Linked DNA regions of Mus musculus: region 1 is linked to region 2. The links are chromatin loops, found by intact Hi-C in ENCODE. Cell type or tissue: gastrocnemius. All regions are shown on one strand. Links, peaks and the distances in the headings refer to the core of each region. The heading gives the core; the rest is flanking DNA.

The links. Hi-C counts contacts between places; a loop is a spot of excess contacts. Peaks named below come from ENCODE experiments on the same cell type or tissue, not always from the same donor. Only the 100,000 strongest peaks of a DNase experiment are listed, where the experiment ranks them.
Region 1: it touches region 2 in a loop (2.9-fold over the local background); 3 of 42 quality-filtered maps call a loop at or near these places.

The regions. Positions count from the first base shown.
Region 1 is chr9:20,380,562-20,392,985 of GRCm38, forward strand. It overlaps Zfp560 (zinc finger protein 560), which reads right to left and starts at 4,597. Exons shown (of 7, transcript NM_001004190.3): 1 at 4,456-4,597. In gastrocnemius, for the core only: a CTCF peak has its summit at 4,681; a DNase peak (open chromatin) is centred at 4,598; H3K4me3 peaks cover 1,902 bases; H3K27ac peaks cover 1,295 bases.
Region 2 is chr9:20,635,522-20,647,945 of GRCm38, forward strand. Fbxl12 (F-box and leucine-rich repeat protein 12) reads right to left here and starts at 7,285. Exons shown (of 3, transcript NM_013911.3): 1 at 6,683-7,285; 2 at 6,503-6,575; 3 at 2,228-3,677. The coding sequence starts at 6,768. The coding sequence ends at 2,856. It overlaps Ubl5 (ubiquitin-like 5), which reads left to right and starts at 7,815. Exons shown (of 5, transcript NM_025401.4): 1 at 7,815-9,372; 2 at 9,672-9,738; 3 at 9,885-9,968; 4 at 10,101-10,138; 5 at 11,095-11,271. The coding sequence starts at 9,683. The coding sequence ends at 11,138. In gastrocnemius, for the core only: no CTCF peak of the experiment used is centred there; DNase peaks (open chromatin) are centred at 3,317, 7,179, 7,727, 9,340 and 1 more place; H3K4me3 peaks cover 5,046 bases; H3K27ac peaks cover 3,972 bases.

The sequences.
Region 1 (12,424 bases), core at 1,381-9,380, 260 kb before region 2:
AGGAAGAGAATGACAATCCAGATTCCATGTGGCTTTAAATAGCCACAGGTAGCTATGAATATCATAAAAGAATAGAATAATTGGGATAACTTGTCTAATCTAAATATGCAGTTTGTATCATTATCAATTGGCTCTAAAATTATTACGTGGGCATCTTGTGAATTGAAAATTTATTGACATATAAAAGTGACTGATAATTATAAGCTTCTAGAGTTTTGATTTACTGGGTTAAGGGGATTTGTGACGACTAGCTGCAGGTGGAGGATGGCTAGGGAGGTACAAGGGACTCTGAGACAGGCAAACTGGAGCTGGGAAGACCACCGTCTGGGGCTAGCCATGGAGGCAGCAAGATGAAGATAGGGGGTTAGGGGAAGAATAGGGGTATAGCGTGGGGTGGGGCCATTTTTAATATTTCCTGTAACAGGCAGAAGCTGGAAACAACCCAGATGTCCCTCAATGGAGGAATGAATACAGAAAATTTGGTATATTGACACAATGGAATACTTCTCAGCTATTAAAAACAATTACTTCAAGAAATTCGCAGGCAAATGGATGGATCTAGAAGATATCATCCTGAGTGAGGTAACTCAATCACAAAAGAACAAACATGGTATGTACTCACTGATAAGTGTATATTAGGCAAAGAGCGTGGAAAACCCACAATATAACTCACAGACCACATGAAGCTCAAGAGAAAGGAAGACCAAAGAGTGGATGCTTTAGTCCTACTTAGAAGGGAGAACAAAAAGATCAAGGTAGAGGGTGGGAAGGACTTGGGAAGAAGAGAGGAGGGGGGGTAAAAAGAGGGGAAGAATCAGGTATGGGAAGAGATGGAAGAGACATACAGAGGGTCAGGAAATTAAATAAAGGTGTGTAGCAATGGGGGATGGGGAACTGGGGGTAGCAACCAGAAAGCCCCAGCTGCCAGGAAAATAAGAGCCACCCAGGACCCCTCAGAGATGACATTAGCTGAAATACCCAACAAAGGAGAGGGAGAACCCGTCAAGACCATATCCAGAGGTTAGGCACACACACACCCCTTGAGGGATGGGGCCACCCACCCATCTCAAAATTTTTAACCCAGAATTGCTCCTGTCTAAAGGAAATACTGGGACAAAGAGTGGAGTAGAGACTGAATAAAAGGCCATCCAGAGACTGTGCCACATGGTGATCCATCCCACATGCAGACACCAAACCCAGACACTATTGTGGATGCCAAGAAGTACTGACATGAGCCTGATACAGCTGTCTCCTGAGAGGCTCTACCAGATCTTGACCAATACAGATGCGGATGCTCACAGCTAACCATCAACTGAGCACAGGAAACTCAAATGGAGGAGTTAGGGGAAGGACTGAAGGAGTTGAAGGGGCCTTATCTGGCATCAATGGGAGGAGAGGCCCTTGGTTCTGTGAAGGCTTAATGCCCCAATGTAGAGGAATGCTAGGGTGGTGAGGAATAAGTTGGGGGAGGGAGCACTCTCATAGAAGCAAGGTAAGGGGAGATGGGAAAGGGGGTTTTCCCCAGAGGGGAAACCAGGAAAGGGGATAACATTTGAAATGTAAGTAAATATCCAATTTTTTAAAAACGAATAAAAAGAAGAAACATTTAAAAAGAAACTTTAAAAGGAAAGTAGTTACTAATGACTGCTGTCTGCTGTACCAGGAAACTCCAAGAGCTGTGTGCAGCTACCCATGAAGAACAGGCTGGGTAAAAACTATAAGGAAATATGCCTTTACTTTGTGTTTAGTTTCTGTTTTAAGGAAGCGTGGACTTGGACTAATTATTCAGGATTCATAAAAATTATGTAAATTTAAGTATTTTTTTTTAAAGTTAACAATGGTCAAAGCTTTGATGATGTAGCTTCAGTATATAAAAGACTGGGTTCAGGCTCTCTGTCAAGAGAAGGCAAAAGAATAAAAAGGAAGAAGGAAAAAGAATGAGAAGAATGAAGCATGAATATATGTGATGCTCATACATACATGTAGGCAAAACACTCATATGCAAAAATAAAAACAAATAAAATCCTTACAAATAAAGACAAAAAAGATTTCTAATGTTCCTAACACAAAAGAAACATGTTTGAGGCTGCAGACAAGCCAACTATCCTCATCTGGTCATTACACTTGTACAAATGCTGCTCAAATAGTGCATCATACACAAAAATATGCAATCCCTAAGTATCAAGAAAAATAGTAAATAAAATCAGTTAGTAAATATTATAAATAAATAGCAATGGCATGTATCTCCAGGTACCAACAATTCTTTCTTCTTGGTATTTAACAAGACAAGTTCTTAAATGGCCTATATAAGCCCCCACTCTACACAGACACCATCAACCTAAAGGGAGTTGAAATATACACAAACTGAGAGCAACAGTGTTCTCAATTTCAAGTTCTTCATTTAAATCCTCAAATGGTACTTTTATATGCCAGGTCATATACATCGCCACTTGATTCAGATTAAGGGGACAGGGATGTATCTTTATGATTTAGCTCTTGCTAAAACATATCAGTTAAAAATGCATGAGTTCAGTCAATCTTGCTTTTAGATTAAAGCTATGCCTGGGGAATCCCACTAAATTGAAACATCTCAAGCTAATGAATAAATACAGAAGAAAACAATACACAGGCTTTACTTGAACTTTATCCTTGCTTAGATTTCTCACAGTCATAGTGTTTACTGTAGAAAAGCATTCCATTTTGGCCTTAAACCTTCTAATATAGGAGACAGTAAAATAAAATCAAAGATATTCCTACTTGTTGGCTTGATAAAATGGTCGCATAGATCCCTAGTTAAAACAACTAAGAGAGACAATACACAAAAATAGGGAGCTTAGGGTTAAATTTTATATTAAAAACAATTCTAGGAGGGTGATTATCTATCTCTATTGTTTCTCCATCTGTGGCCAACTTTGCTTGCTGAAATCCAAATATTAAAGGGCATCTATTAACATCTTACTATAACCTTGATTTGCTGGTACCACCACCTAGCCCCCTAGAAGCAATACTCGTGAAATTACTGATTCCATACATTCGACATCTGGTAATTACTGAACTCCAATAAATTCTGTAGTGTCTACTTCAATAGCTTCTCAGCAGAGTTTGCTTCCACCTCCAAAGTGAAATAGTACTCATTTTCCAGGTGACCTAACAGAACTGTCATCAAGCACTATCATTGCAAGCAAGAGCGCTGCGGCGAGACCCAACTTCTTCAGGAACACGAGTGTAACATTACACTGGCGAGTTAATAATCTAAAGTAAAGGGCATCAGAGGGGCTGAGAAACTCCTGACTCAGCATACTGACTAGAAAGCCAACACTGAAGAGAACATGATCTGCAGTCAGGAGCCAGGGAAAACCTTACAAAAACACTCAACATATGATAAAGCAACTACTGGCATGTCTCCGTCCTAAGACTACAAAGAACAAACATACAGATGAAATTTCCAGTCTCTTTTCTGCCCTCTCAAACCCCAAGCCCCTCGACACACACTCTCCACCTTCCCAGGAAAGGACAACCTCCTTCTGCTGAGGTCTCCTCTCTCTTTCATTATCATACTGCCTCTGTCAATCCTAACAAACAAGAACAATGATCTCCAAAGAGACTCAGGTGACACACTGAAAAAGGCAGTCCCAACACTCGCTAATACTTTAGGAAGAGGGAGAGATGACTATTTCCCACTCCCTTCAGCATCACTAACTCCAACATCTAGTATTTTTGGATTAAATCGCCATTTTTTTCTTTATTTTACCTATTACCATACAAAGACAGGAAAAATATAGCCCTCAACTTTGAGTCTTCATCAATTTGCAGTCTCATATTTATTTCCTTTATTAAATATTAAGCTTCTCCAATTGCTACAAGCTGCCCAAGAATATAGGCTGAATTTTGTCGCTTTGCCATAACCAACTATCCACATATACAAGAAATGACCAAATAAAACACCCATAAATAAATAAATAAAAACACTAATAAGTCATGTAACCACTTCCACAATGGAACATGTTATTTTGGGGAAACACATATTTTTCTGGTCATTGTCATTATTTGGTTCAGGATCAACTTTTATTTCCTTTAAGGCCAGAGCTATTTTTTTTTTCCATCAACACAACTCACCCAAACATTTTTTGCAGAAATAAATCAACCCGAATACTTCAATAGTCTCCACCCATTCCTCCTACAGGTCCTTGTTTTGAATCCTGTAGGTAGGGCCTAAGAAATTCCGCTACAATGAGTGAATACTGGTTTAAGGTTTTGTTTGTTGTTTTTTGTTTTTCCAGTACACACGCGTTTACAAGCACACCGACAACTAAAGAGATGGCTTTCTACCCAAATGTAACTAAGTGTTGGAAACAAATAAGGGACGTGCGAAGAGGATGCCGTATTTCTGACGACACACGCGTTTGTAAATACAAGGTGGCAAAGCCCTCTCAACAGCTTTCACCTCGCACTCACCTGAACTCGCCAATTCCTGAAAATAAAGACAGAGAACCAAGCGCGCAGCGGAGGTTCCGGCCGCGCTGGCCCGCACAGCCCGAGGAAGTGCAGCCGCCGAGGGGCGGACCCCGCCTCTGAGGAACAAAGGAGCTTCACACCCTAGAGCTCGCGCCGGAAGAGTCGGAAGGTAACACCGCCAACGGCACTTCCGCTCCCGGCCTGGGGCTGCAGGACCAGTTCCGACCACTGCGCGGGCTGTTTGGAAGACGTTCAGAGCAAGAATTTATTTAGTGTCGCCAGCGTCTCATACAAGTTGACGACCACAGAGATGGAAAAAGAACTCTGCAACCAAGGGCTGGAGCGTAAGAGACTGCGGAGGGCGGCTGATGTCACTGCTGTTTTCTTCGACTTAAGTGTCCTCCGGCTTCGGGCGCTTCAGTTTACCCTGAGTTTACGCCCCTTCAGGCAGGGCAGTTACCGATTCCTGCCCCAAGAGTGGCTTTACCCCAACTCGATTTAGAGACTGCTGGCCTGACAACCAGACCAACGACTGGAGTTGTGCCCGTGTGGACACAGGACAGACCTGTCAAAGCGCACACGTCACCCAGTGTTGCTCCTGTTAGGTTTGTGAGCCTTAATGCACCCACTTAAGTATCCAGGTACTTGTGTCTCTAGTCACAGAATTAGACGAGAAACACGCCTTTCGAAGTAAAGACAGTTTATTACGAAAAGGAAAGTAGGGTGGATGAGATGGCTCACAGAGTAAAGAAGCTTGCCTCCAAGCCTGATGATAACCTCAGTTCAAGACCCGATGAGCGAGCCGAACTTCCACAAGTTGTCCTCAGGCCGGCACACGTGCACCTGCACTCTTAACCACATTATACAAAATAATAACTAAAAGAAAATTGGGACCAGGCATAGTGACCCACACTTTTTTTATTAGATATTTACTTTATTTACATTTCAAATGTCCCCTTTCTTGCTTTCCCCTCCGAAAACCCCCTATCCTTTCTCCCCTCCCCCTGCTCACCAACCCACCCACACCTGCTTCCTGGCCCTGGCATTCCCTAAACTGGGGCATAGAACCTTCACAGGACAAAGGGCCTCTCCTCCTATTGCTGACCAACTAGGCCATCCTCTGCTACATATGCAGCTGGAGCCATGAGTTCCACCATGGGTACTCTTTGGTTGGTGGTTTAGTCCCTGGGAGCTCTGGGGGTACTGGTTAGTTCATATTGTTATTCCTCCTATAGGGCTGGAAACCCCTTCATCTCCTTGGGTCCTTTCTCTAGCTCCTTCATTGGGGACCGGACTCTTTTGAGACCCACACTTTTTTAAATTCAGAGTTTGCAAGAGTCGGAAACAGTGTGAGTTGAGTCCAGTCAAGTCTACATAAATAGTTTCAAACTAGTCAGGAATATAGGGTCACACACAAGAGAAAGAAAGGAAGGAAAGGGCTTAAAGGGGGTGAGGAGCACTCTTGAGAATGGGAGTGGTCTAGAGAGCAAAGAGCCTAGAAAATGAAATCTGTTCCTTATGACCCTTATCATGACATTTATATAGTACCTGCCACTCCTAAGTATGTGAGGGCTTCTTTTGAGCATGCTTCATATATGTTGTACATGTTATATAAAAAGACTTCCATGAGGAAGTCTTTTTCTGCCAACTGGCTTTTATATGTTTAATATTACTGTAACTCTTACAGTCTCTCCTGTCACTACATTCTTCTAGTGACTGTATGTTCCTAGATCTTTACTAAAGCAGAATAGAAAGATGAAAATTTGGGGGGACATGAGTAGGAAAAGCCTGAAAAAGTAGGTTTATCTTCTTGTTCCTGCTAATAGACTCAGAATAAACTGTAGACTCTGGGGAAGGGGAGTGTCTTACTACTTTGGCTTTGCTAAATGTTGTTGTTTGTTAATTTTTCTTTCTAAATGTTTGTACCCATATATTGATGCTCCTCTCAACCCTGGCCTTTCACTCACCACCCCCAGTGGGCAGTGGGTAATGCAGAGACTTATAATAGATCAAAGTGCTAAGAATAAGCGACTCTTCAGTTCTCGGCCTTAAATAGGAAATCAGTATCCTTCTTTCCAAGGCCCATGAAACATCGAGGAAACAAGGGTTAAATGAATATAAACTGGAGGATGGAAAGGAGTATTGTGAACACTGTGTTCTAGACATGACCAAAACACCCATGAGCTCCTAAGAGCAATGGCTGGGCACATCAACTGGAAAGACACAGGATGTCCTACAGGAAAAGTTCTTTAAGTCACAGGTTATTTACTAAGAGGTGAAATATTCTGTCCTGCAGGGAAGTTCCTTAAGCTCAGGAAGTAAACAACTCAGGGGCATCAGGAAGTTCCTGAAATAGATCAGATTCACTAGGTCCCTTCTTTTCCAAGTGTGTATTAGCAGTAAGGACTACTAAGAGATAATCTCAAGCTGGGCTGCCTAGAAGAGGCTCATGCCAGGTGAGCAGCCTGGAAGAAACAGAGATTAACCATGCTGCCTAGAAGAGACTTATGATACCCTACCTAGAAGGGACATTCTTTAGCCTGTTACTCAGCCTGCAGGCTGTGCAGTATGCCCCAGGTTCCCAGCATTTGTGAGCCATCATCCATGTTGGGGTGGGCTTTGGTGGGATAGCTATCTTGGAGTTATTTCCACTCCTATAAGTAACACTTCACCAATGTTCTTGTAAATGACCCAAATAAAACTCATTTGTTCACAAATTTGTACTTTGGTGGTATTTATGATTTGGTATGTCATCACTTCCCTGTCAGGTATAAATAGATGTTCATGTCTCTTCAGGAACAGGGTCACACAACTCATGAGACCCACACCTCGCCCTGAAGAGCCATAAACTATAGCTTGTTAAACATTGCAGGAGGTCACAAAAGAACACACTCGGTGTGTACTCACTGATAAGTGGATATTAGGAAGAAAGCTTGGAATACCCACAATATAACTCGAAGACCATATGAAGCTCAAGAAGAAAAACCAAAGTGTGGATGCTTCAGTCCTACTTAGAAGGGGGAACAAAATAGTAATGGGAGATAGAGGATGGGAGGGACTTGGGAGGAAGAAAGGAGGGGGAGGGGAAAGGGGCCAGAATCAGGTGTGGGAGGAGACTGGGGAGATGTACAGAGGATCAGAAAATTGAACAGAGGTTCAGTGGGGGTTGGGGAATTGGGGCTAGCCACCAGAAAGTCCCAGAAGCCAGGAAAGCAAAAAGCTATAAGGACCCAACGAGGATGACATCGGAAATATCAAAGAGGAGAGATAACCTGTAGAGACCATATCCAGAGGTTAGGCATAATTACTAGATGAGAGCAGGGACCATCCACCCATCTCAAAATTTTTTTAACCCAGAATTGTCTAAAGGAAAAAAAGGGACAAAGAGTGGAGCAGAAACTGAAGGAAAGGCCATCCAGAAACTGCTTCACCTGGGGATGCAGCCACCAAACCCAGACACTATTGCTGATGCCAAGGAATGCTTGTTTACAGGAGCCTGATATAGCTGTCTCCTGAGAGACTCTGCCAGAGCCTGACCAATACAGATGTGTATGCTTACCACCAACCATCGGACTAATCATGGGGATCCCAACGGAGGAGTTAGGAGAAGGACTGAAGGAGCTGAAGGGGTTTGCAACCCCATAGGAAAAACAAGATCAACCAACCAGTACCCCCAGACTAAACTACCAACCAAAGAGTAGACATGGAGGGACCCATGGCTCCAGCTGTGAAAGACCCCCATTTCGGGGAGACCCTCGCTCAAGTCCCGGGATGAGCCAACGCCCCAATAACTTGAGAGAAACTGTTCTTGATGCACTATCACATGAGGTTTATTCAGGAATCAGCATGCTGAGGCCAAGCTCGTAACCCACACGGGGCAGAGGAGATCGACCCCCAGCAGTTGCAGTCGAGGGTTTTTAAAGAATAAACCGCAATACGAGGGGAGGAGAGAGAGCACAAAGAATGGGGAAGCTGAGTAAACATCATAAGAATCGGGATGATGAATTACAGCTCATCTCTCACGGAAAGGTTACAGGCTATCTTTGGCAAATATTCTTGGTCCCTTACACTATGGGTCAGGCACCTGAATGGGTCACCCAGTGGTCAACATTCTCTCAGGATGAAGGCAAAAGAACAAAGAACTCCATGCTGGGCTTCGTTTCTAGGGGTCTAAGAGACACATTGAGTTGGGGTCTTACAGCTGCACACATAGCAGAGGATGGCTTTATCTGGCATCAATGGGAGGAGAGACTCTTGGTCCTGTGAAGACCAATTCCCCTATGCTGCAGCATAGGGGAATGCTAGGGTGGTGAGGCAGGAGTGGGTGGGTGGGTTGGGGAGCACCCTCATAGAGCATGGAGGATGGAATGAGGGTTTCTGAAGGGGAAACCAGGAAGGGGGATATCATTTGAAATGTAAATAAATAAAATAACCAATAAAAAAAGAAAAGACTTTGCTGAAAAAGAGAGAGTCATATGTTTTATTGATGTAATCACTAGTAAATTGCCCTTTCTCTCTCAAGTAAATAAGCATATGTGAAAGTGTTTTCTGGCACAAGGGTATCTTAGCAATCAGGAGCCAAGGAATACCAGAAAGTCACACCATAAAACTGATAGGCATTTTCCACCAACAAAATGAGCTGACTCGAGCCATATTAAAGTGTAAAGGCAGGTCTGTTGGGGATAGCTCTCAGGCAAGTTCACCAACCACACAAGAGGGGGTCAAGGAAGGAGACAAAGGAGAAGGGGAAGAGAAAGAGGGAAAGCTTGCATACAGAAAAAGAAGAAAGATAACCAAATATCTGGATTATATAATGAATAGCTGCTGGGTGAGAGGAAGCCTAGCACCTTGTTTGGAAAAGTTCAACATAGAGGGCAGTGAACAACAACCATTCCTGTAACAGGATTGAGGGAGGCTGGGAGAACCTGGAGGCCAGGTCCACATTGATATGTTAAACATGCACCTCAGCTGATTCTTCCAGGTCTGAAACCCAACAGCAATAAGCCTCACACAAGAGGATTTATTGGAGAGAAATCCAGAATGGTGGCTGCCTCTGGCTGGGAACAGAGAGAGCAGCCATCTAGGCTGAGAGGAAGGTTTTTTGGGTTTTTTGGGGTTTTTTCCCAATTTTTTATTAGATATTTTCTTCATTTACATTTCAAATGCTATCCCAAAAGTCCCCCATACCCTCCCCCACCCCCCCACCCCCGCTCCCCTACCCACCCACTCCCACTGAGAGGAAGTTTTTATAGGGTCTTTAGAGCATGTACATTGAGCTAGTGGAAAAGTACTGCATTGTTGGTTAACACTGAGTCATAGGGATGGGGATTTCCAAGTTCAGGGACAGACCAGTCCTGGTGATTTTTCATTAGCCTGTGACCCTACATTTCTCCCTTTTTTTGTTTACTATTGATAACTAGGGGTCTGGGGAAAGGACAGTGTTATCATTAGACTACTTCCTGTTGTGTGGGGGTGTCAAAGTCTTTGGAGCAAGCTTTATCTTCACCATAAGGACATAATCTGGTTGTAGGCCTCTGATTCCATAGGTAGGTTGAGTTTGCTATTAAGGTCATAGTCTACGATGACCGAACAGCTCTCTGAGGACTCCTTTTCCCAGCAGGAAAGCTTTCTCTTCTCTGCCTGACCTTATATAGGGAGCCAGATCCTCACATCCTCTACCTACGGAATGTCACATAGTCCTAGGTGGAATCAGAGGTTCAATTCCCTTTCTCCTGATAAGAACCTGTCCAGGAAGCACCTGAAATGCCTTTCCATACAAATGAGGCATTTCCAGTACCTTAAGCCTCAACCAATGTAAATTCACCTGAAAAATTCCTTCCCACTCTCCAAGATTTATATAGCCCTTATTCACTCTGAATAAAATATATATACAAGCTATTTAACCAAATATTATCTAAGAGAGCTGTTTCACTGAATACTGTCTAAAAGAGCTGTAACACTGAAATCCTCTGATAATGATCCCCCCCCCCCTCCACCGCCAAGTCACCCCACTCAGCAATCCCAGCCTGACCAAGATCCGACTGACCCACCAGCTCTGGGCTCTCTGTCTTCTCCCACCTGGTGTACAGCAGCACCTGGACACCTCAAGGGAGGAAGCAGAACATGGAACCACAGACAGGAGACTGATAATACTGTAATAACAACTAATTAAAGGTCTAATTAGAAATATTTTTGAATTGGTTGTTGAAGAAATTTAGACAAGAAGATTATAAGACTGGAAGAAAATTATTAGGATTAGAAAAAGAAGAAGAGAACTTAAGAAAGGCAATATCCCATTCCATATCTAGGTATCAGTGATCTACTGGCCAAAGGCATTGAGTTGTTCCTTATGTTTTTGGAAAGCTGTCTGGAGTTGTTGGATTTTGTCTTTTACTATACCTGATTGAAGGAGAAACAACATTCCTCCTTGAGAAAGAGGCAAAGACCACTTTTCTCTGTAGATCTAACCCTCACTAATTTCCTCTAATGGTTTTTAAGTGATTTGCATAGAAACAAGAATTGTCCTTAAAACCACATAATAGCCTTCTTATCTTACATCAAGCAGGTAAAGTACCCTATCATATTGTAGAATTATTTCAGCTAATGAATCTACCTGTTGATAAATTTGAGTCTTCTGAGTCCTGCATGGCCATGCACAAAGAATGGCATGACATAGTTCCCACCCCTGGAAGAGAACCAGCAGAGCATGAGTCTCCATGAGTGTTGATGGTTGCTGTGGAAATAAAGCTTGTTTGTACAATAATGTACATATTTTCATGCTCCTCCTTTGGGGAATGCTCTCCCAGGTAACATTAATGGCTCCATGATGATTAGAAGCAGTGCAACTCTGGTGGTGTGTCTATATCTCAGCAAAATGGTAAATGCTGAGACCTTCAGGCCAACCCATAAGGCTGTGAGAAAGAACTCTGAAAACATGAGTTCAGAAATATATAATTTCTCACCTGCAAAATATAAGGATAAAATATGAAATATATGAGGGGCTTCACAGATCTAAAGAAGAGGCAGCTGTACCATGAGCCAACTTGTCATAAAAATACTAAGTAAATAAAAAGATTGAGGGAATGGTAATCTCAGGATGGGATCCTACCCAGCTAGCTTATTGTCTGAGCTTACAAAGGCAGGTGGATATCTGAACTCATTTGCAACATTTAAAACAATGTGCTTGCTGTCTCTAATAATCAGAAGTCTCACTCATGTCATGGGATGCTGATTCATGGGATAATCATAAGGGAACCTGGGGTGGGTGATTGAATTAATATGTAAATAAAAGACTGGGCTTTTGGTCTGTGAGATATGAGCTATCCAGAGAGATTTTAGAATTCCAAGAGAGAACTGTCTTGAGAGAGCTGTCTGGAAAGCTGTCTTGAACAGAACACAGGCTATAAGTTTGTACCCGTGATTTGACTTTGAGTCATTTCTTTCACAGATCCTAGAGACACCTTCCTCAGGAAACCTCTCTAAACTGAGGTTGGCATGGGGCTATTCAATTTTGACAGATACCTTTCCTGGCATGCCAATAGGCAGTATAAGTAACCATTTTGTCCCCAGTGTCAGGAAGAATCCTTTTGACCTAACACTCCAGCCTTTTGTGGAGGATAAGGTGTGGGATGGTGGGCTATGCACAGACAGCCTGGTCCCCGGTTGAGCAAAGGTCTGAAACCCCAGTGACCAGCTGGGTGGTGACTTCCACCTGCATGAGACGGCAGGTGTTTGGCCATGCCTCCTGGGTCCCTGGCTCCTATCATGTAGCTACAGCCTCCTACAGGCCCCCACAGAGAGGTGTGTGGCCATCAGACACATAGGAGCAATACCAAGCCCTCCCACATGCAAATAAAGTTTCCCCAAAGCTCTCAGACCAAACCAATGAAAAGTACCTGTTGTCAGACCCTTACCCACCCCAAAACTGTATATAAGAATCCTATTAAGGGGCTGGTAAGATGGCTCAGTG
Region 2 (12,424 bases), core at 2,584-10,583:
CATGTGCACATGCTGAGACATGCTGCTCTGTCAGTTTCTGCCCTATTCCCTTTTTGTGTTTGTTTGTTTTTTTGTTTTGGTTTTTCGAGACAGGGTTTCTCTGTGTAGCCCTGGCTGTCCTGGAACTCACTCTGTAGACCAGGCTGGCCTCAAACTCAGAAATCCGCCTGCCTCTGCCTCCCAAGTGCTGGGATTAAAGGCGTGCACAACCACGCCCGGCTTGCCCCATTCTCTTTTGATGGAGCAAATCTCTCACAGAAACAGGAGCTAGGAGCCGAGCGTGGTGGCACACGTGAGTTCCAGGACAGCCAGGGCTACACAGAGAAACCCTGTCTCGAAAAACCAAAAAAAAAAAAAAAAAAAAAAAAAAAAAAAGAAAAGAAACAGGAGCTAGGCTGGCAGCCATCAAGCCCAGCAATCTCCCTGTCTCCACCCATAGCCCTGGGGCCAAGCCTCACCTGGCTTTCTCTGAAGGTGCTAGGGGCTTGAACCATGACCTAATGCTTGTGTAAGTGTTCTTCCACACTGACCTAGGTCCCAGCCCCTCCCAGAAGTATCTTTGATTGGGGGTGGGGGTGGGAGTGGGGGTGGGGGTGGGGGTCTAATCTCATTCATGAGGGCCTTGCCCTTTTGCCTTATCCCTCCCAACACTTACATCTAATGTAATTACCTCTGGGTTTAGAGCTTCAACAGATAATGTGTCCCCTAAAGTCCCAGGTGGTAGAAATAAAGAATACCATGTCCCATGTGACTTGGTCACCTGAGTGGCTCTGAAGTCCCTCTGAAGGCTCACAAGAAGGCTCTGTATTCTAAGACAAGAAACATCCCTGCTGATGGGTCAACTTGGAATAAAGAACTGAGCATTTCCAGCTCAGCAATCCGCACCCCCTGGGGGGGTCCACCCACAGCAGGTGGAGAGACCACAGCTGTGCATTGCCCCCAGCTCAGATCAAAGAGATACACTCAGTCACACCTGCATGGCCAACTGTTCCCATTCAAAACAGGAAGAGGCACCAGCTCACACTGAGCGCCACAGCCAGGCCCTGCCCCCCCCTCTCTAACCCAACGGGCTCCATCTTTCTCCTTTGTTCACTTATACAGTTTCTGGAAACCCTCAATTCATTCCTCAGTCTTTTTGGTTTTACATTTGTGTGTGTGTGTGTGTGTGTGTGTGTGTGTGAGCACATGTGCACGCGTGTGCCTCCTAGTGCACAAAAATGCATCCATCCATGCATGCCAAACACACGACTGGAGGTCAGAGAACAATTTTCTGGTGTTGGTTCTCTGTTCACCATGGAGATGAAGCTCAGATCAGCCTTGGCAGAAAGCACTGTCACCCACCAGCCCTTCATTGCTTTTGAGTGCCAAGGACAGAACCTTAAGCACTCAAGGGAAGGGTTTTGCCACTGATCCACACGCTGGGACCCATCTCAGAGGCTTGGCCTTTCCTGTCATCCCTAATTGTCCTCACATTTTGTCTCTTCACCTCTCAGACTGAGGAGGCCCACCCTACCAAGTGTCAAAACCCTGGCTCACCACCTAAGAGGCTCTGAAATGATCCTAAGGACATGTTTTTGTTTTGGAAACGGGGTCTCACTCTACTGGAGTCCAGGCTGACTACAAACTTGAGACTCCTTAGCCTCCCAGATATTGACCAAGTCTGTGCCATGTTTGGCTCAAAAATGTGATTACTACCTACCGCTTTAGTCCCATGCCATCTATACTTGAAGCTGCAGGGTCCTCCCTTTGTTCACTGTGCAGCCCACTACCCAGAAAGGTGCCTGGGAGGGGCTGGATGTGGATCAGGGGGTAGAGCATTCGCTTGGTGTGCCCAAAGCCCCGGGTTCCATTCTTAGCATCCCCTAAGTAATGAGTAACAGTGCACACCTCAGACTCTAGCACTTGGGAGGTAGAGGTGGGAAGATTAGGCGGTGAAAGTAATCCTCAGCTACCAATATATTTCATGATCATTACAATGACCTCCTGTCTCAAAAATAATAAATAGCTTGGCAAGCTGGCTCAATGGGTACAGGCACGTGTCACCAAGGCTGACCACTTCAGTTTGGTCCCCAGGACCCACAGGATAGGAAAGAACTGACTCCCACAGTTGTCCCCCAGCCTTCACACATGGGCTTTTGTAGCACACATAGACAAACCCAAAATGAATAAATGTAATACAAAAGATAAGTAGATAAATAATAAAAACTGTCCGTGAATAACAGGTTCTGGCAAGGAACAACTCTTGTTAAATAAGTGCAACACACTTTGAAAAACATTATTTTTCTTTAATAGTAAAATATATGCTGTAGAAAACTTGAAAAAGACAGGATACAAAATACAGTAAATATGACTGAGAACCTTCTAGAAAACTAGGACAATCCAACAGCATGCTCCCTTGCCCCTGCCCTCTATGCCTCTCAACCATGTATGTAGAAAACCAGGCCAACCTCGGAGCCCTGAACTCCACACACCTCCACTTGAAAATGAGCCCTCTCTAAGGTCTCTGGGGTGGCTCAGCAGCACAGCAGTGCTTCTCTACCAGACCTAAGGCCATGGGTTTGAGTCCCAGGTACTGGAAAAGAAAGAGGGGAAGGGGTGTTAAAGATTTTAAAATGAATCATGAGGTAGCTATGATGCCTATTCCTAAATGTGTGAACGGGGTCTTCCAGAGGCTTGATGACAAGTCTGAGGTGACCCAGATTACAGATAACCCCAGCTCAGGAAGCCCCAAGGTCCTAGCTTCCTTTCCTTGACACCTCCAGTTCCCTCACGCCTGATGAATTTACATGCTTCAGTTTGCTTATAAGGTCACTCTCCAAGCTAGGCTAGGTTCCAGAGATGGATGGGTGATGCCCTCACATCCACCAATCCATGGATTCTTTGGGACAAGCCCTAACAATAACTATGCAGTGGGGCAGGCCCTTGCACAGGATTTTCTCTGCTTCCTGACCCTCCCAGCCCAGCCCTTGCACCTCAAGCACTCTGAGCTTCGGCATGGTGAGGCAGGAGGACACAATCTGAGTGGGTGTGGGCATGTCTGGGGTGATAAGGGGACCCTGGAAGCACAAACTCTCCAGGACAGGCATTCCCTCCAGGAAGACCAGGCCCTGGGCTGAGAGGCCCCCAACGGTCAGCCGAATCTTGCGCACATCTCGAAGGTGGCGGCTGATGGCCAGCAGCGTGCTGTCAGCTGACAGGGTGCAGCCCAGCACCTCAAGCCTTTGCAGGTAGCTGAGCTCCTGCAGGCTGGCATCTAGCCCGGTCTCAGTGACCCGGTAGGTGCCGCCCAGCACCAGCGAGCGCAGGGCTCGGAATCGGGTAAGGCCCTGCAGATGCTCATCGCGAAAGGCCGGCACTCGGTCCAGCACGATGCATTCCAGCAGAGGCAGCACCGTGGGGTCCTGCTCTTTCTGCAACCAGATCATGGAGATTTCGCAGCTGTGCAGCTCCAGGGTCCTCAGTGTGCTAGGAAGGCTGGTGATAGGCACCATGCTCAGGTCAGCCACGTGCAGGCACAGGCGCTTCAGATTGGGGCATTTCTGACCCAGGGCCCTCATCAAGGCGGGGGACAGCTGTGGGGCCTGAGAGCCAGAAAACAGGTAGCCGCCCATGCGCAACGAGTAGAGCCGGGACGCCATGTACCGGCGCAGGAGGTGCCACATGACTTTCGGCCGCATCTGTAAGAGCCAGAGATTGGGGTGACTGAGAGAGAGCTACGGGGGCTCCCAGATGATCCATCTAGCTGGTGACAGACACGCCTGGGACCTGGGTTCTGGTGTCTCCCTGGGACTCTGCTCCTCTCTGAGCTTCATTTCCTAGAGCTAAACAGTTTCTTTTGCTGGGTATCAAGACTCATGCCTTAATCTCAGCCAGCACACAGGGAGGCTGAGGCAGGAGGATCCAGAGTTCTGGCCAGCCTGTCTAGTCAACTGGAAAGCTCCAAGTACAGTGGAAGACCCTGTCTCAAAAACAAACACAAGCAGTCGGAATTGTGGAGCACACCTTTGGGTTGGGTGGGGAACAGGACAGAAACATGAGGATCTCTCTTTAAATCCCAGAGTCTGGTCTACAAAGCAAATTTAGGCTATATAATGAGATCCTGTTTCAAACAAAAGAAAACAAATAATTTATAAGTACATACATGGGTACAAACCTGTGGAGTGTGTGCGATAGAGAGGCAGATGGGGGAGGGGTGACGAAGATACCCTGCACTGACGTGTGGCCTCTACATGCTCTTGTACACATATGCATCTGCACTCATGCATACTCATTCATGCACTTTAGGTGCATGCACACAAAAATAACTATGCAAGCAACAGTAGAGTGCATCTCATTGTATGTACATTTTACACAAAAGCAAGGAAAGAAAAGCTGGGTAGAACAAGTAATTCCTTGCTTATGTTGAGATGGAATCTAGGACCTCACTATATTAAGGACATGCTGTGAACTCAGCTGTACCTCAGTTCATAGCATACCCTTACTTTTGATGACACCAGGGAATCATGGGAGCCAGGATAACATTCTAACACAGAGTCACAGTTCTGGGCCTTTTCTGGATTTGTATTTCAAGGTAGAGCCTAGCTAAATTGCCCAGGCTGGACTTGAAGTTATGATCTTCCACCCTCAACCTCTGTAGTAACAAGCCTGTACTAGACCCAGTCTCATGGTACAAAAATTTTTGACCACTTTTTGACAGAGAAAATAAATCTCTTTTAAACATATTCTGTATAGTTGCTAGAGAAATGGCTAGCTCTTTTGAAAAGTGTCTTAATTTATGACTTTCTCTATTCTATTACTTTCGCTGGATGGAGTTAGTACAAACACTCCATTAGTCCCAGCACTTGAAGGCGGACACAGGCAGAACTCTTGAGTTCAAGGCCAGCCTGGTCTACAGATTGAGCTCCAGGACAGCCAGGGCTACACAGAGAAACCCTGTCTCAATAATAATAGTAAGAAGAAGAAGAAGAAGAAGAAGAAGGAGGAGGAGGAGGAGGAGGAGGAGGAGGAGGAGGAGGAAGAGGAGGAGGAGGAGGAGGAGGAGGAAGAGGAGGAGGAGGAGGAAGAGGAGAAGAAGTAGTAGTAGTAGTAAAATTTTTTCATGGAACTGTTACATTTAAACAGTAGTAGTAGTAGTAGTGGTAGTAGTAAAATTTTTTCATGGAACTGTTACATTTAAACACATATTTGAGAAAGCCTAACTGTATTCTCTGTACATGGTCACTCATATCTGGCTCCAGAGTAAATTCGTCTCCATTCTGAGGTAACAGTTATATTTTTGTATTGACAGATGCTGTCTCAAAACACCAAAAAACAGAGGTTGGGGGTGTGGCTGTATTAATGAAGCACTTGCCTGGCAAACGCAAACGTGGATTTTGTTCTCAGCACCACATCAACTATGTGATAGCACATACCTGTGATCCCAGCACTCAAGAGGAAAAGACCAAAAGGAGCAGAACCTTCTGCCATCCTTGGCTACACAGCCAGCTAGAAGCTAATTTTGGGATACATGAGACCCACCTCAAAACCAAAACAACAAAACTAGAAAACTGAAAAGCTATAAGCTTGCATTTATTAAATGCTGGAGACACACACTGGCCATACTGGCTAAGTTCTACAATACATCAGACATGAAACATGAAGGTACTTTTTTTTGTTTTTCCAGACAGGGTTTCTCTGTGTAGCCCTGGCTGTCCTGGAACTCACTCTGTAGACCAGGCTGGCCTCGAACTCAGAAATCTGCCTGCCTCTGCCTCCCAAGGGATGGGATTAAAGGCCTGCGCCACCACTGCCTGGCCTACAAGCATTATTTTTAATCCCCATATCTTAGATGAGAAACTGAGGTCTGAGCATTGAAGGGGAGGTAAAGGCTGGCACTAGGACAGGCAGAAAAATTCCAAGCACGAACTCACTTAAATACCAAACCAGCAGAGTATGGTGGTGCATACCCTTAGTCCCAGCACTGGAGAAGCAGAATTCCAGGTCAGCCAGGGCTACAGAGAAATTTTTCCTCGAGAAAACAAACAAACAAACAAACAAACAAAACCCAAACACTTCCTGGGCCTTCTCCTACAGCTGTAACTTCAGCACTCAGGAGGTTGTTGCAGGGGGTGGTTAGTTGGAAACCAGTACGTGACTCAGAGGTGTTCCTTCCTAGCATTCAAGAAACCTAAATTGCATTCCCAGTAGCACAGGAACCACACATGGGGCCCACGCTGCTAATCCCAATATTTAGAAGGTCGAGGTAGGTATCAAGCTCAGCCTCGGCTTCATAGGAAGCTGAAGTCAGCCTGGCCTAGAGGCCCTGTCTCAAAACAACCCCCTCAGCCCCCCAAGAAGCAACACCAACGAAAATCCAGAAAAATAAAAGCCTCAAGAAACTATCAAAAATAAATAAATAAAACAAACAGCAAACAAACACTAGAAAGCAAAATAAAGCAACCCCCACCCCCATGTCCCAGGGCAGGGGGTGGCTCTCCCCGCACCGCTCCCGGGTCCCGCATACCGTGTAGAGCGTCAGGTCGACGTGTCGCCATAGCCACCGGTCATCCACTAGCCTCTTCCAGCGGTGACAGACCCTGGAGGAGTGGACCGGCCGTTAGAACGACCCCGGCCCGCTAGGACCGGATCCGCATCTCCTGCCGAGCCCATGCCCGGCTCTTTCCCCCGAGGAGCGGGGCGGCACCTGGAGATGCGGATCCGGTCCCGGACAGGGAGGTAAGAGAAGATCTCCAAGAGCACCAAGTCTGGGAGGTCAAACAGAGTCGCCATGGTCCAGCTGTCGCACGCTTCCGTTTCCGGTGGCGGCGAGGCCGCGTTCCCTGGACAGCGCTGGGGTGGTCGGACTGGCCAAACCGGCGCGACTTTCAGAGGCCCGCCGAGAATCCCTACTTTTCTAGGAAAGTGCCCGAGGCCCCGGGACTGGACAGGCGCGGGCTGACGACCGTTTAGAGGTCAAGACTAGAGACTGACTAGGCCTGACTGGCTTGGCTAGCGGATGGAACTGGAAATAGGAAAACCTGGATGTGGCTTGGGAGAGGAGGGGGCACGAGGCGTGGCCAGGGCCAAGAGGAAGACGAACAGCAAACCCAGAAGGCTGGAGGTGACGAGTGCCTCGGGGGCGTGGCCATAAGGTGGAGCTAAGTATAAGCAGCAAACCCAAAAGGGGTCCGCAGACAACCCAGAAGGCGTGACTCTAGGAAAACCTGGATGTGGCTTGGTGGAGGAGGGGGCACGAGGCGTGGCCAGGGCCAAGAGGAAGGCTAACAGCAAATCCAGAAGGCTGAAGGTGAAGAATGCCTCGGGGGCGTGGCCATGAGGTGGAGCTAAGTATAAGCAGCAAACCCAAATGGGGTCAGCAGACAACCCAGAAGGCGTGACTCTGGCGAGGAGGGGGCTCAGGGCGTAGTCATAGCCGGGAGACGTGGCGAGCAGAGGCAGGTAGACCCCACGCAAGCTGGGATGAAGAAAGCAACACGCCTAGAAAGCGTGGCTCCGACGGGCGGGGAGTGGTCCTGAGGCGTGGCCAAGGGGCCCAGGGGCCAGGAGGCCCGGGGGCCCGGGGGCCCGGGGGCCTGGAGGCCAGTCAGAGGAAAAGCAGCAAACTCCCAAAGTGGGACTCTGGGAGAGAGGATAAAAGACAGAGACGAAGGGCAGCAGGCGTTGCAAACAAGGCCAAAGTACTAGCATTTGAAAAAGCGCCGCCGAGTGGAAGGGTGTGGCCAGCGGCAGAGGAGCTGATTGGAGGCCGTCCACAACAATGGGAAGGCGTGGCTTCAGTAGGAAGAGACAAGGGGCGCGTCTAGAGCTAAGCGACTAGTGGCGTGCGGAGGTTTGGCTTGTGCTGGAAAAGGCTTAGGGTTACTGCCAAGGCAGAGATCAGCCTGCGACCAGACCGTATGTATACCCAGGAGGCATGACTTGAGCAGGGAAAAGTTAACAGAGCAACAAACCCAGAAACCATGACTTGTGTGGGAAGGGGCTCAAGGACTAGGGATCCTAATTGCGCCTGAAGACTAAACTTGTAAAACCTAGCTTAGGCGGAACAAGGTCCGATATAGGGGATGGAATCAAGTTTGGAATGGCTGGGCGACAAAGGGACAGGCTGGGAGACTTATGACTGGAAGAATGGATAAGAGCAGCGACGGGGGCCCTAAAAGCATCGCTGGAGACAGAAACAAGAGCTAAACCAGGAACTGGGTGTGCAGCTCAGTGGGAGAGCCTTTGGCTGGTAAGCATGCTTAGCAGGCCCTAGGTTCGACCTCCAACACTAAAACAAATACCAAAACAAAACAAGAAAAACAAACCCCACCACTTTTCTTGTATGTATGCCAAGAGACTTAAAGCCTGAGAAGTTTTTTTTCGAGACGGAAACGAATCCGGTAAAGCCTGAGAAGTCTTTTCAGGACGGAAACGAGGCATTGGGGAGACTGGAACATATCTAAGCACTAAAGACACAGAACAGGACTTCATTCGAAACTGAAAGGTGTGACTGGGATGGGAGTGAGGGGCCAGCAGGACGGCCAAGCCAGGGAGGCGTGGCCACAGCCGCAATAGAAAGCAAGAATAATGCCTTTTGCTGCCTACGCATAAGGATTAAATTTTGTATAAGTCGTATTAGGTAAGCACAAGGCGCTGGGTAAGACTTTTCTTTTTCTTGAGTCAATATATGCTTACCTTGCTAAGAATCCTGTCTGCTAAGAAGAAATCGCTCAATAGAGGCAAAACTGGTTGAATTTAAGAAGGGATTCCTCTCCCACCAGCTCTCGCGATTCTTTAATCTGGAACAAGATTAAAGAATCAAAGCAAAAGCTCTTTCCCCGTATGCTATTTCCAACATCTTCGCAGGCAGGACACGGACACGCGGAGTGGTACGCAACATGCATGGCCTCTCAACCAGGATCCGACTTAGTTTTCATCAACTGCAGCCTGCACCCCTGGAGTCTCTGAAACGGTCACTACGACCAGGGGCGGGGAAGCAAGCACAGGGTTTGAGGCTGAGCTTTGAATGAAAGCAGAAAGCCACAGGCCCTGCATGACTCCATTTCGGCACACCTGCAGCCGGGATTCCGCGGTAGGAGGATTGTCTGGCTTGGGAGTAGTCGAGCACCCCGCCGCTGAGATCCTTTAGGTTTCTTCCATGATGAAGGAATCTCCAACACCAGTTCCAACGTCCGCTGTAAATCCATTCTTAGCAAGTCCCAGCTCATCCACACTGCGCAACAGAATCGCAAATCCTAGCCCGGAACCCGGAAGCACCTAAGGGCCGGTGGTTCCGTTATATCACTTCCGCTTCCTGTTTGCAGGCTTAACTCCGGCCGGGGTTCCTCGCTCGAGCTACGAGTTGTGTCGTCGATAGGTTCGAGGATATTGGAGGTGAGAAGGCTAAAATGAGAGGCCCGAGATCACGGGAAGCTGCCAAGACTTGGGAACCTAGGGGTTGCGGGAGGCAAAGCCGGGTGAGTCTGGGGCCCGGACTGCCGCAGTTAAGGGGCGGAGTCGCGACTGTCTGTAGTCCGGGCAATTGAAACTGTAGACTGGGGCTGCAGGGGATTGCATCTGGTGTTAGGGGAACTGTGACCAGAGAGCTCAACCTAGGAAGGGGCTTTAGGAACCTGGGCGACCCCGAAAGGCCTGACTCTGTTGCTTTTCATCCCTCCCTCCACCTGGTGTAGCTCCAGCCACAATGATTGAGGTGGTTTGCAACGACCGTCTCGGAAAGAAAGTCCGCGTTAAGTGCAAGTATCCACCGAGGGGTGACTGGCAGTGGCTCTGGGGCAGATGGTGGTGTTGGATGGTTTCAGTTAAATGACGCTTATGGGGAGGCCTGATTACGTCTTCCTCGGTCTACCTCTTCCTTTCATTTACCTTAACTCCTTCGTGCCCAGCACCGATGACACCATCGGCGACTTGAAGAAACTGATAGCTGCTCAAACTGGCACCCGCTGGAACAAGATCGTTCTTAAAAAGTGGTAAGTAAGTGCAGTATTAGGCTAGAAGGTTTCGGTTGGGGTGAGCACCTCAGGCAACCCCGAAGAGTACGCAGCTTGTTTTCAGAACAAAAGACACCCCACCCCTTATCAGCTTCTCTCTGAATCCCTTAGGTACACGATTTTTAAGGACCACGTGTCTCTGGGAGATTGTATCCTTTTCCTGAAGTTCATGAAAGAAGCCATGTATTTATTTATTTATTTATTTATTTATTTATTTATTGGTTTTTCGAGACAGGCTTTCTCTGTATAGCCCTGGCTGTCCTGGAACTCACTTTGTAGACCAGGCTGGCCTAGAACTCAGAAATCTGCCTGCCTCTGCCTCCCAAGTGCTGGGATTAAAGGCGTGCGCCACCACGCCCGGCAAGAAGCCATGTATTTATCTCGAGTTCTGGTTCTATACTGAAACCTGTACAGAAATTAAGCAAGAGGAATATTTAACTTAGAATGTACCCTGTTGTGACTACTGAGAAAATGGAAACTGTGGAATTATTTTGTTGGTGAACAGGGTGGTTGGTGAAATAGTTTAACTTGGCTTGGAAGGATTTTGATATTCAAGTTCAAAATATTAATTACTTAACGCCAACCTGACTGTTGGACAGAAGGTGAAGGTGGCATATGACTGTAGTTGAGGACAATATATATATATTTTTTTAATTTGAGGAGGGAGGGTCTGGATCTTTTGTCTGCAGTTATGTGTGCACCACATGCATGCCTGCTGCTGACAGAGACCAGGAGAAAGCTTCCAATTCCCTGGAGCCACCACGTGAGTCCTGGGACATAAAGCCAGGTCTCTGGAAGAACAGTCCCAAGTACTCTTCACCTGCTGAGCTATCGCCAACCTGAGGATGAGCATTTAAGAAAATGTATTGTTGTGTGTGTGTGTGTGTGTGTGTGTGTGTGATGGGGTGGAGGGCACTTGAGGACAAACAAACAACTTTGCCTTTTCGGCAGTCTTAAGCTCCACTGAATATTATTTATAGTTTGAGTTCTTAGATCAGAGCGTCCATTCCTTTATCCAGGGTGGATGTTGAGCTACAGGATCCAGCTGTGAGCAGATGGAAGGTAGTCATCTCTCCGTCAAAGTTCCTTAACACGTGTCCTTCAGATGAAATCCACGATGGGATGAACCTGGAGCTTTATTACCAGTAGAGGGGGATTCCTTCTCCTCCTCGCCCTGCTCTGCCCTGCCCTCCTCTCCCATCCTCATCTGACACTGGTGTAGATGGTCATTTTTAACAGTTCACATGAATAAAAACTTGGCTGCTGCTTTGCTGCTGTCATACTTGTGTGAGAGTTGTGTGTGAGGGCAGAGCTGCTGTCTAGTAGTTAGGGGGTACTGCTACTTGAGGGGAAGATTGACTGGAAGCTGGGCCTGGTTGGTGATGCACACCTGGCATCTCAACACTTGGAAAATTTTTTGTCTTGAAAGTCCTGTGTAGACCAGGTTATGAACTGGCTGTGTACCACAATGACCGTGACTCCTGCCTCCACTACAAGTGCTGAGATTGAAAAGGTCTCAGTTTTGCTTTTAAGGAATTGCCAGGAGCTGTGGATGCCTCATGGATTTCATCTACCCTCCATAGTATGGCCCAAGTTTGGAAATGGAAAGGAAGGCTGTCTGTTACGTGTAGCCCTAGACAAATACTAGAGGATGGGTAATTTGTGAAGAATGGTTTGGTTTTGGTTTTGGTTTTTTGAGACAGGGTTTCTCTATGTAGCCCTGGCTGTCCTGGAACTCACTTTGTAGACCAGGCTGTCCTGGAACTCAGAAATCCGTCTGCCTCTGCCTCCCGAGTGCTGGGATTAAAGGCGTGCACCACCACGCCCGGCGAAGAATGTTTTTTTGTTTTAGTGGAGAGATGGGCAGACTGCTTGCCCTACAAGCAGGAGGACCTGAGTTTGCTCCCTGAACCCACGTGAAAATGCTGGATGTGCAGGTGTACGCTTAACCTCACCACTGGACAGCTCTCTGGCCTCACTCGCTATAGTTATTCTGGCTTGTTTGAAAAGTAGTGAAGTACTAAAATTACTTTTACTGGCTATTTTGTTACAGCAGTCAGAAATGTAACACAATGGGTGACATAGTGAGATCCAAACAGGATTTATTAGAGCCCCTTCCAGGTTTTGGTCCAACTGTTCCAACAATGGCTGTCTCTCAGTGGCAAGTCCAAGATTCAGTCCATAGGCTGGATACCAAAGTCTCTCATCTAATCTAGGAATTGTGTGAAGAAACCATCTCCTAGGCAATTCTCAGCCATTGCAAGATATTCCTGGATTCTTGAACTAAGGTCATGCAAAGGCTCTGAAATTCCCATGGGAAGAACAACCCCATAAATTTCAGATAACAATCACTGAATATTAACAAAAGATTACTTCAAGGCCTTAGTGTCAATCACTCCAAAATAAATGCCAGGTATAATGGCTCTTCTAAAATT